Linked DNA regions of Homo sapiens: regions 1 and 3 are each linked to region 2. A link is a contact called in ENCODE Hi-C or POLR2A ChIA-PET data. All regions are on one chromosome and are shown on one strand. The core of a region is the stretch at or near the end of the contact, and the rest is flanking DNA. Distances in the headings are between cores, read along the strand shown. Region 1 holds the start of LINC01392 (long intergenic non-protein coding RNA 1392). Region 2 holds the start of MDFIC (MyoD family inhibitor domain containing). Region 3 has its middle 170 kb from the start of SNORA25B.

Region 1 (3,765 bases), core at 1,011-3,510, 310 kb after region 2:
CAACTTTAAAAACTCAAACCCTACCTCCTGTTGGGGCATAAAATTTTGAAAACCATTTGTAGACTTATCAGTGAGAGCCTGGGTATAAAAGAGGAATGATGCTTTGCAAAATCCCCCAAGACTGCCCGAGCCTTTTCATGGTAATGAAGAAATGTCAGTGGAAGTTGATGGGGCGTGTGTGCATGTGTATGGATGTGGGGGTGGATGGGGCGCGAGAGAGGGAAAGGCTGGCAGACTGAAATTTTACATCTCAAATGTCATTTGGAAATCACTTGCGTACTCCAAGCCCAAGTCCTAAACTCTTCTGCTATTAAAAATGGTCTGCAAACAGGTCAGTCTGCTGTAAAAAATTGATTTGACAACAGCATTTTTAAGTCTTTGACGGCTTGAAGTTGGCAGCATTTTCTTCCGCTCTGATGTGGTTTGAACAGAAGCATGTTTATCTGTTATTTATGTAACAGCCTGATGAAAAAATGGGGCATGTGCTTCCCTTCTATTTGTCTTCTGCATTAACCTCATTTTGAGGTCAGGTGAAAATGCTATAGGTACTGATTGCAGCACGTTATCAGCATTATTGCTTAATGTGCCATCAACCACAAGTGCAAGTGGGCTCAGGATCATCGCCGCGGTCTTCCCAGGAATCATTTATCTGGGGCTAACTCCGAAAAAATCATTTAGAATTGTGACATTTAAAAATAAAGATTAAAAGTTCTGAAAGGAGCAGAAGTCATCCACACAGGGCCCTCTTGGCACCATAAATCAAAGTTTGTTAGAGCTGCAAATTGGAAGAGCATAACACAGAGGTGCAACCCTTTGATGTGGTTATGCAACTCACTGGTCTCCACCACTTACTAGACCACTTCTATTTTTGAGTACTATTCTCACAACGTAGACTGTGATTTTTTGGCAAACAAGCACAAAATCCAGGGTTAAAAAAGATAAAATGTATCTAGCATAAAGCATCTTTTAAATGGAAATGCCAAGTTCTTTATAAATTTGAAAAATTTATTCATTACCCGGCTTCTAGGGGAGCCCCTTATTTCCATTTTTTTTGCTGGGGCTATCTGTTTCACCCCACTAGGCTTTCCAAATGGCTGTCCACAGATGCTGAGCCTTTGGTCACCTCCGAGTGGTGTTTGGAAAGAGTACTGGGGAACTGGGCTGCTTTTTGGCCTCCTTGCACACAATTCAAGTCAGAGCTTTTGATCTTAAGGTAATATAGAGCTTGGAAACAAAAAATCTGCATTTAGTTTGGAATATCTGAAAATGATAGTGGTTAGGAAAAAGGATGTTAGGCATGGTTTGTGTGCAGGCTATTATAGGTACTTCCTTTCCAAAAAGGTGATATTTAGTGCTACAAATTAGTTATCATATCAGTATTAGAAGCTTTGTTAGGAATTCCAAATAATACGCAATTGTGATTATACACAAGGTGTTTGCAAGCCCCATCTTGTAGGTATTATTAAGCCACAGAATATTTTATACATTTTAATAATTAATAGTCAAACACCTTGCTAAATACTACTCCTTTTGAGGAGAAGTAGTAGAGAAAGAATACAATTGGCTGTTTATATTTTTGTCTTATTCATAAAGAGAATAAAATTATGTAAAAGTATTTATAAGGAATTTATCATCCCAAATGCATTTTAATAGTTGTAGATAAATACTTCTGTTTTGAGAAGGCTTCAGAGCTGTAACAGAAAATGAAATAAAGGGCTCATGTGGAAAGAACTTTACAGCATGCTGCAACTTGATTGTTCACACTTCAAAGCAATTCTAAGAAAAACTGTAAATAAGGACTAGGCATAAAACTCTGCTGGCACCTGGGAATACTCAGCCCACTGCACAACAGAACAGAATCTGAATTCTGGCAAACAGCCAACCTCTGTGGATAAATCTGGAAAGGCTTAATGTACACTGAAGAACTGATGTACTCAGAAACTATGTGGGTGTACTTAGCTTCATGCCACTTAGAGAACTCATTGACTTCCCTGAATACAAAGTAGATCTGGTCATCATGTGTTACACCAGATTCTAGTACTGCTTGCAAGCCCATAATAAAACCCAGAGTTTATAGGAAGGACTCACCTTTCTCAAGAGATACTTCTCCTACTCTCTCTCCTTTTTAATGCTCATTTGGACTTATTAGACTCTCCAAAGCAGTTCTCATACACTTTAACAAGATGAAGATATACTAGGAAAGGTAATTGGGTGAGCATTACTAAGTGTGAGTCATAAATAGTGTAACAAAGGCTTTGAGTGAGTCATCTGCCTAAGTTACCATAGCTATACCCAACATAACACTGCCTTTCTCTTTGTTAAGTGGACAAACTACCATAACGTCTAACAGTATCAATAGCATGTTTTTTTGAATAGCTCATTTTTAAATATTCTCAGTTGTTTAAGTTTATGTCATATATTTTCCAGATTAAGGCTCTTTGGAACAGAAACCACTGTTATAAAGATAGGCAACAGATCACTTGCGTATTTTAAAACAAGAAATGCACAGACATTGTAGGGATTTGTTTTTTCATGATAGCCTGGTAATAAAAAAGTTTAATACAAAACCTTTCATCTTCAAAGGGATCTGAAAAACGTAATTATTCAACGCAATAGCAAATGTTAGATTTCTATTAAGTTAGCTGAATTTTCCAGTTTCTTTCCTTCCCTCAGCATACATTTTCCTATTGCTGGCTTCACCAGAAAAATAACAGCTTAAAATTTATCCCTAAGCTAAAACCCATTAAATGATTGACACAATCTTAGCTAACATGAAAAGTGACTTATATAAAACCTGGTTTGCTGTTTGGGGGCATATTCTGCTCTCAGCAAATGAATGCACATTTTTCTCCATTGATCAGTGGAAAGAAGTGAATATTCTTCAAACATGAAACTTTCTTATATAGCTAAATATCTTTTGTGCTACTATGAGTCATTCCTGAGCATGTCTTTTATTCCTTTGTGATTTTATCAAAGTTCAGATATTTTTAAAAGATCTTGGAATTTTCTAAATAGGGTTCACGTAATATATTCTCCAGCTATATACTTTTTTTTAAAAGGTATTAGAACGAATTCAGATCCTGACATACCATCTTGTGTTTCACATATGATCAGTCACCTTCTTAAGATGATAACAACTTTGACGTTGCAAATGAACACATTCCCATGTGCTTGAGGCCAAAAAGAGGCAGTCAGTGAAACTAAAAGGAATTGCCTGAATATGACTGTTATTTCTATTTGTTGCTAGGTTCTTATTGGAATCTGTGTTGGTAAATTAATTTGGGGTGCACATATCATAGGGTTGATATTCACTTTGTGTCACCAATATGGCTGTATTTCTTATTGAAATACTGAGAAATTTCTGTATAGATTAGTAGGTAGCTGTTGCTGCAGACCCTGCCAAATGTCTGTCTGTCTTTTCCTGCTGCTCTGGTCCCACACGGGGATTGTCGCTTCTTCTCCTTACTTCAGAAATTGTTAATATCTTTGCACGAGTTTTTTCTTGGGCTCTATTCCTGAGCCAAGACTAGCATCTATTCTGGTTGGTTGTTGTTTACGCTACACATATATTTTAAAAGTCACCTCAGCTTCTGTGTATGGGAAGTGATGGAGTCAGAGTGTCCTAATTGAATCCTGAGTTCTGCTACTCAGCAATGCATGATTTTGGGTGGGTTGTTTACCTGCTCTGTGTCCCAGTTACTTCCTATGTAAAATGGAAATAATAAAATGAATTAGCTCACAGGGATTTTGTGCACATTATATAAT
Region 2 (3,929 bases), core at 60-2,559:
GTAATGCACTTGATTTCATACCATTTCTGAAATCTCCAAGTGAAAAAAAAATGTTAGTTATGTGTAATGGGGCAAAATGTCATTTGTCTTTTTGGGGAGAATGGTCTGAATGACTGTCATCAGCAACTTTGAAGGCTGTTTTTTTTTTTTTTTTTTTTTTTTTAAATGGAGTCTTGCTCTTGTCGCCCAGGCTGGAGTGCAATGGCACAATTTCTTCTCACTGCAACCTTTGCCTCCTGTGTTCAAGCGATTCTCCTGCTTCAGCCTCCCAGTAGCTAGAATTACTGGCGCCCGCCACAATGCTCAGCTAATATTTGTATTTTTAGTAGAGATTGGGTTTCACCATGTTGGCCAGGCTGGTCTCGAACTCTTGACCTCAGGTGATCCACCTGCCTCGGCCTCCCAAAGTGCTGGGATTACAGGCGTGAGCCACCGCTCCCGGCCGAAGGCTGGCTTTTTTACCATCATTGAAATCAAGTTAGAATGCACTGTCTCTTCATAGGTAACAAGTAAATCTTTGTAATCAATTGGAATAAATTCCAATGAGCTTTTTGAAAAAATGAAATTTCTGGGATATTATTAATGATGCACATAGAAAGACAGTGAATCCAATGCACATTTTCTTCAGTTTTGATAACGTTACTGTGATTCCTCGCTTGTCCAAAAGAATCGAAGAATGAGTTCGTTCTAGCTTTCTACAAATGAATTCTGCATTTCATTCACAATGAAATAAAAGAGCAAAAGTTATCTGAGTATACCACTAAAGTACTATATATCTGTAAATTACTTTACACTTGCTATCCTCGGCTCATCAGATTAAGCTACAATCAGAATGTCTCATTTATAAACGGAAAGTTGATCAGCTTTTTACTTCCGACCACAAGTTTATCTCCCCTCAGATACCACTGATCCAGTGAGGCATTTAGCTTGCCATAGGCCAGGCTGGGGCCAGTACCACGGCATCCGCAAGGGTGCCAACCTTGTTTGCCTGGATGCCTCCAGCAGATTCGCGCAAACTGCAACTGGTTTTACATCAGGAATACTGTTTGACCAAAGAGTAATTTAGGAGCCAGAGATGAAGTGAGTAAACGTTCAACCGAGGGGTCAAGGTTTCAAACGCACACGTTCTCTATCCCACCAGGAAAGTTCGATACTGTAACAGTGTTTTCGTTTTTCCTTGTCCACCCTAAAGGTTTTCGTCAGGATATTCCCAAAGCCTCCGTCGGTCTGGGGGCAGGAGTAGGGAGAAGGGATGAGGTGACTTTTTGGGCGGGGTGGGGGGAACGTCTGGGCAGCCAGGGACCTGCCCATTCACTCCCCTTTCCCAGCCCCGGGAGGGCGCAGCGCCCGGGTGGGGAGCCCGAGCCAGCCCAGGCCGGCTCTGGCCTCCTGACCCAGACAGCGCAGGGCGCGAGGGATCGCGCGGCCGAGCCCGGGTCGCGCCGCTCCCAGCATCGGGGCCGCTAGCCAAGAGTTCGAGGCCTTCCCGATCCGGATGTGATGAAAAAGAGCAACAGAGGGAGAAGTGTTTCAGGATTGTAGGAGTGGAAGAGGGGAAAGAGAGGCAGAGAGGGGGAAGGCCCCCTCGCAGGGGAGCCGGCTGGAGTGAGCTGGCTGGAAAGAGGGGGCGGAGTGCGCGGAGTCAGAGCCGCCACCGCTGCCGCAGTTGCCGCCACTGCGGCGTCTGGGCTGAGCCGGAGGGAGGCGGGAGGACGCGCAGGGGCGGCCGCCGCCGTCGTCAGGCCACCGGGGCGAAAATGCGGCCGCTGCCGGAGGCTCGCTAACTTTCCGGGGCGGAAGAGGAGGAGGAGGAGGAGGAAGGGGCTTGGAGCGACTACGGGGGGATGCGGAGGTAGGTAGTGGTCTCCGGGCGGGGAAGAGGAGGGGTTTGATCCCCATCCCCGGGGTTCTCCCAAACCCGATCTCTCTTTCCAGCCCCTCCCCGCTGGGTCCACCTCGGACCCCTGGGACCCCGCCGCTGTCAACTTGCGCTGTAACAGTTTTCTTCGCAAGTTTCAAATCAAAACTTCCCCGGGGTGGAGTTTGAGGGAGGGAAGTGGAGGGGGAGGGAACGTCCCGCAGGGGTGGTGTGCTCTTCTCTAAAAACATTTTTTTTTTTAATTTTGTATATTTTTCCGCCAGAAGCAGTCAGTTCCCTGCACCCAGCACCTCACAGCCCTTCCTCCGTGCGCCCTGCCGGGCGGCGAGCTAGGCGGCAGCGGCGCGGCGCGGGCTCGGCGGAGCGGCCCATGTCCGGCGCGGGCGAAGCCCTCGCTCCCGGGCCCGTGGGGCCGCAGCGCGTGGCCGAGGCGGGCGGCGGCCAGCTGGGCTCCACAGCCCAGGGTGAGTGCGCGCTTGCAAGTGGCAAGCTTCTTTGTCATTGTTGCATTTTTCAGTTTGCTCACAAGTGCACAGATAGGGGTGGGGGGAGTGCTGTGAGGAGGGGCTCCCACTCGTAGTTGAGAACTTTTGCACAGTTCGCGTTACTCAGGCAAGTTCTTCAGGATCCTTGCCCTAGATCAACAACCGGGTAAGAGGGCGGGAACCGTTGGTCCCTCCACTCCCCCTTCCTTTGGTTGCGAAGAAACAGGATGACAGGATTGCTTCTTTCTTAAGCATATGCATGTTTGGGCCTAAGACTCAATGTGTAGGTTCTGAAGCGCTTCTCCTCTAGGTCTCTTCAGCAGATCCAGGACTGCCGCAGCTCTCTGAACAAGCGTGCACTTACTCCATTTCATCTTTCTGTTTCTTGTTGGCTCCTCTACCACCCGGTTGATAATTCAGGTTTCTGTGACCAGTAGCTTTGGAATGGCTTATGCTTGTTTTCAATAACTGGTTTGTTTTGAAATAAATAAACAAGGTTTATAAGAAACACTTTCCAAGAATGAATTAGCTTCTTTGTGTTCTTCCAAAGTGTAAACACACACAGCCTATAAAATACTCTTGTGTCTGGGAAACTTCCATAACAAGCTTCTAAACGAGTTGAACCTTTCTTCTCTTGAAGGCAATATACTTTAGGTTTCCATTGGTGACAGAGAGGAAGGTTCTTAAACTTCTAATGCATTTTACTCTAAGGATGGTTTTGAGCTAAAGAATTCTGTCACTGATATATCAGAACTAAGTAATTTTTCCAGTGCTCAAAAACCTAGCATATACCCCTGATTTTAGGCATAAACTGATAGCTTTATTTCCCACTTGTACTAATGTAGTGAATCTTAGGGATTTTTTTTAAGGCAGCAAAAATTGGAGAAGGAGTTAACTTTCAAGCTGCAATAGGTAAAAGCAGAAAACATCTTGGTTAAATTAAAATGTTCTGGCACCCAGGGCTGTTAAACTGAATTACATTTATCATTATTTTTTGCCTCTAAATGAGTGACTCAGCTTTCTAAACAGAAAATAAAAATGATTAACTGCAGAAAATCAGAGAACTAGAATGATAAACATATGTTTTCTGAGAAGCAGCCCGTGTTCTCCACCTTGTATTGTCAGCACAATCATTTTCCTGTCATTAGGCATGCCCTTAGTAGTCATATCGACTCATTGATGGGCTGTTTATGCTCACACTTGAGCTGCTAATCACAATTGTTAAACCAGGCTTATGTCAAAAATCAACATCAAACACCCAAGGAAAATAATTTGACCTGGAAATAGCTAATATCTACAATATCCAACTTTAATAGTTTGCATTTCTAAAATCATCTGGGAGAATGTGCAGTGGTACTTAATGTACCTGTGCATTAGGATGCTGGATGGTGTCATGTGATCTGAACTTAAGAACCCGAAAATCTAGAGTGGCCTGAAGTACATTTGTTGGGTACAACACACGTTATCAGTGTAGAAACTCTTGGGTTATATTTTACCTGAAAATTGCCTTAGCTTTAGCAACATAGTTATACATTTTTATTATTATTAGTTTAACTTTGATCCAA
Region 3 (3,838 bases), core at 478-2,977, 490 kb after region 2:
CAGTTAGAATAGCAATCATTAAAAAGTCAGGAAACAACAGATGCTGGAGAAGATGTGGATAAATAATTTGTGTTTCTATATCATTTTTAGAGTATTTGAACTGTAATTCATTAAAAATTATATTAAATTTGTGTACAGTAAAATGTTTTCAGAATTCTTATATTTGTCATATAGGAATCACATATAACATCAGGATAGTTGAAAGAAAAAATATTTGTTTTAGGAGATAAAGAAACTCAGGCTCATTAAGGTTCATGGTTTGCTTTCAAGTCATATGGCCAGAAGTTACTAATGTTTAGGTTACATGCTAAGCTACTGCAAGAGAGCTTTACTTAAAACAAAGCTCCACTTGTTCAAAATCTACTTGACTTCATCCTCTATACAGCAGACAGGTGGAGTAACTTCCATTTAACAGCTATGACCAGATGTTGCATATATCACATTTACTCATCTAGTTATCATGTTCTGTTGGCCAGATTTTAGTCACAGGCTTTCACCTACATTCAAGGATGGCTGGGAAATGTAGTTTCTACCTGATCATTCACGTTCTACCAGTAAAGATTCTATTAATTAAGGAGGAGAGTAGAATGGATGTTGAAGACGATTAGCAGGCAATTCTAGGGTGCCTCCCTCTGACCATCCACATATCAATATACACCTGTATTGTACACATACAACATTCTCTTTCCTTCCTGACAGAAGAGATCTAGAGTTAAAACCAACAAAAAGTCTATGTATCACGGTGAAACACAGTACTCTCCAGTGCAGGAAGTGGCTACCTATTGTCCTGTGACTTATAAACTAAAAGGCACATGCCCTCCACATGCTCAATCTACATATAATGGTGCAGTAGGAATAATATAACTAGAAATTCAAAAGAGGGAAGAAGGTAAAACACACAAGTCATTAAATCCTGCTGATTGAAAATTCTGAAGACATCATGCTGTGAAAGTTTTTCTGTTAGCCCAGCTATTTGCTGTGGGTTTTGGAAATGATTCCTTTGTCCAGCGTTCTCTGTAATTCTGTCTTTGTCCTCTTGTAAAATTTACTCTGTGGCCACAAATGAAAATGGAGTTGAAGAACACGTCCTTGCAGTCTTATACTGCTGGCATAGACTTTGGGAAACAAAGGTTAATTTAGAGGTTCCGTACCACAGGCTTTTGCAGGCCAGACCATGGTGAGCAATGTTTCCTTTTCACCACTTTGCTTCCTGTCAGCAACATGTGAAGAAACCAAAGTGAAGGAATCTTCTCTGGTTATAGATTTTGTAACTTCAAACTTTCATTTATGTACTAGTTCCTAGGCTCAGAATATTCCCCACCCATCTCAATTTAATGGCAGCTTCCGTTAGACCATCCGTAACATTAGCTGAATGAGAGGACAATATTAAACTGACCTCAGATGCTGGGTTGCTCCAATTTTCTGATGAAGGAAATTTAATATGGCAATCTCTAGAAAGGCTCTCAGCCACCATGCTCTCTTCTGCTGTTTGGGCTTCAGATATATTTGGAATTTGGCTTTTTTTTTTTTTTTAAATCTTTTAAGGTTTCAAATTTCTGAACTCACAGACAATATAGTTTGGTTTTTTTTTTTTTTTTTTGTAATGTAAGATGTTTGCTTTGGTTACAATTTTAACACATTGATTTGTTGTGTAAGAGATATTAAATTTCTTTTGTTAGGCTAATTTGACACTTCCCCTTTTCTCTAGCAATGTATTCTTTGACAACCAAATTACCCACAAAGCTGGCAAGTTAGAAGAGGAAGCAAAAATGAAACTTTCAACCAGTCTCCTCTCTCAAACCAAAATGGCCTATTTCTAATTCAGATAAAACCGTGACTTCGAAAGACCATTGCTGCAGGCTTCTTATTGACCCCTGACTGTGATTTTATGATTAAAACAAACAAATTTTATGATTAAAACAAAAACAAAAGCAAAAAACAGAAAAAATATCCCTGCAAGAAAATATCATCAAAGATCAGCGCCTGTTGTAATCAATGGGACAGAGAGTCCCATTAGCTCCATTAGAAAGGATTTCTTCCCTTCCATCTCTGTTTCAATCTGGCTACTGATTGACTAAGTCTATCTCTTTCCTAGTAACTTACTAAAAGGAGAAAGAATCTGCTAAAAATACACAGACATTTTAACTTTTTTTTCTAGCCATGTACCCTAGAGCTTCAATTCTCATAAAGATGTGTTCTACCTCTAAAATTATCATAGTTAACTGTTTTATTAGATTTGGCCCCAATATAACAAGAGCCACCAGCTTTCTAGCCAAGCCAGTAACACATTTTGGGGTTTCTTATGGCAATACTCCACTTTTAGATGCCAATTTTCAAATTAGGATATGACCTACTTTGTAAAAATGATACAACAAAATACCCAATTCAAATAATATAGAAGGACATTTTTTTTTTTTTTTTCTCATTTCGCTGTTCAGAGGAACTTGATCCAGGGCAGATAGATTGACCATGCCATTCTCAATGAAAGATTCTGATACACGGATGCAAATCAGCTGTTCCACTTAGATCCATTTTTTTTCCCAGTAGCAGAAAACAGTACAAAACAAAACAAAAAACAAGGGACATGGAAAGTAAGTACCTTCCTGTGGAAAGATGTGACTTCAATTGCAAAGTTCACTTCAGCTTACGTTATTTTGGCAAGAAGTTAGTCACATTGCCACATTTAACTACAAAAGAGACAGAGAAATGTAGTTTGGCTAGGTAGTCTCCAGGTAGGAGGTTTTAGCACTGAGGAAGAAGGAAATGGCTACTGGAGAAAAATCAGAAGGTGCTGTATTCCTCTCCACTGTTCTTTTCACTAAATTGACCTTGAGAAATAGCCTGGCTTTTTAGAAATACAAATGATGAGAGAAGTGAGTACAAAGGTTGAATTTAAAAAAGTAGTTTCTGGGGGGCAGGGTGTGAGAAGATATTTATTTCCAAATTTTCCCTCAGGTCAAAATAGCTGATAACCAAGATACTGAATTATAGATCTGGAAGAAATTTTCAGACTTCATCTTGCCTTTTGTTTGGATCACATCCAAAACACCCTGGGAAAAATGTTAGCCCAATTTAGCCTTCTTAGATCTCTGAAGGACATCTCTAACTTCTTTTTGCAATATTTTCTGCTATTTAATTTTAGAGAAGGGCCGTAAGATCCCATTCACCACTTCTACTGTATATGTCACCACAGTATAGTGTAGTGGTGATAAAAATGTAAGCATAGAGTCTTCTGCTTGGGCTCAAATTCAAGGAATTCCAGCTCTGCCGTTTACTAACATAATGACCCTAGAGAAATAATTAATCTTTTTAAATTTCCACTTCTTAATTTATAAAATGGAGCTCATATTTGAACCCACTTGTGGGGATGTTAAGAGGGTTAAAGAGTTTAAAAATGTATAAAGCATTTGGAGCAGTGGCTGGTATTTTATCAATTCTCAATAAGTAACAGCTATTATTATCTCCTTGTATCTTTCTCAGGTCAGGAGATGTTCCCAAAATAAATAATACTGAAACCTTTTAAAAAAGCAGATAAATTATATTAATTATGACTGAAATTGATCAGAGAACATAAACCTACATTATTTTTTATTATTAAAATGTACATTATAATAATACAAATTAATAACATACATATGACAAAATGGTACACTACTTAAGAATGAAAGCCCAACAAATCTTTTCAAGTACCACCTTAATGGAAAATTTTGCATTAGACATAAAACTATACTAATTACAAAATAACTCTTTTTTGTTTGTTAAAGCACTTTAACAGTCTTTAAAATTACATCTCAGCTCCAACTTTTGGTGTTCTTGTTCTTGCAAACTATTACAAAAT

Evidence for each region. A loop is a pair of places that touch in the nucleus more often than their neighbours do. ChIA-PET counts read pairs that join two places held with the same protein, here RNA polymerase II (POLR2A). Pooled maps may share reads with other maps.
Region 1: a map of PC-9 shows a loop between it and region 2 (2.1-fold over the local background). The contact joins the promoter of LINC01392 here to the promoter of MDFIC in region 2. A Hi-C loop is called at or near these places in 1 of 168 maps with a recorded cell type or tissue (PC-9) and 11 of 50 pooled maps. POLR2A ChIA-PET finds 5 or more read pairs at or near these places in 2 of 52 experiments (CD4-positive, alpha-beta memory T cell and activated CD4-positive, alpha-beta T cell).
Region 3: a map of B cell shows a loop between it and region 2 (3-fold over the local background). The contact joins the enhancer-like site here to the promoter of MDFIC in region 2. A Hi-C loop is called at or near these places in 1 of 168 maps with a recorded cell type or tissue (B cell), 1 of 37 single-sample maps with no recorded cell type and 5 of 50 pooled maps.

Annotation. Positions count from the first base shown.
Region 1 is chr7:115,229,095-115,232,859 of GRCh38, forward strand. It overlaps LINC01392 (long intergenic non-protein coding RNA 1392), which reads right to left and starts at 2,261. Exons shown (of 5, transcript NR_126407.1): 1 at 2,089-2,261.
Region 2 is chr7:114,920,785-114,924,713 of GRCh38, forward strand. It overlaps MDFIC (MyoD family inhibitor domain containing), which reads left to right and starts at 1,310. Exons shown (of 5, transcript NM_001166345.3): 1 at 1,310-1,852; 2 at 2,143-2,343. The coding sequence starts at 2,250. RefSeq lists silencers at 1,250-1,389, 1,720-1,769, 1,780-1,959, 2,190-2,329.
Region 3 is chr7:115,409,469-115,413,306 of GRCh38, forward strand. No RefSeq gene overlaps it. Among named protein-coding and RNA genes, the nearest start is that of SNORA25B, 170 kb to the right of the region's middle. Within about 2 kb of position 1,728, at least 3 of the 41 ENCODE cell types and tissues checked have a DNase peak (open chromatin) inside an H3K27ac peak, as active enhancers do; they include B cell, where a contact is called at or near this core.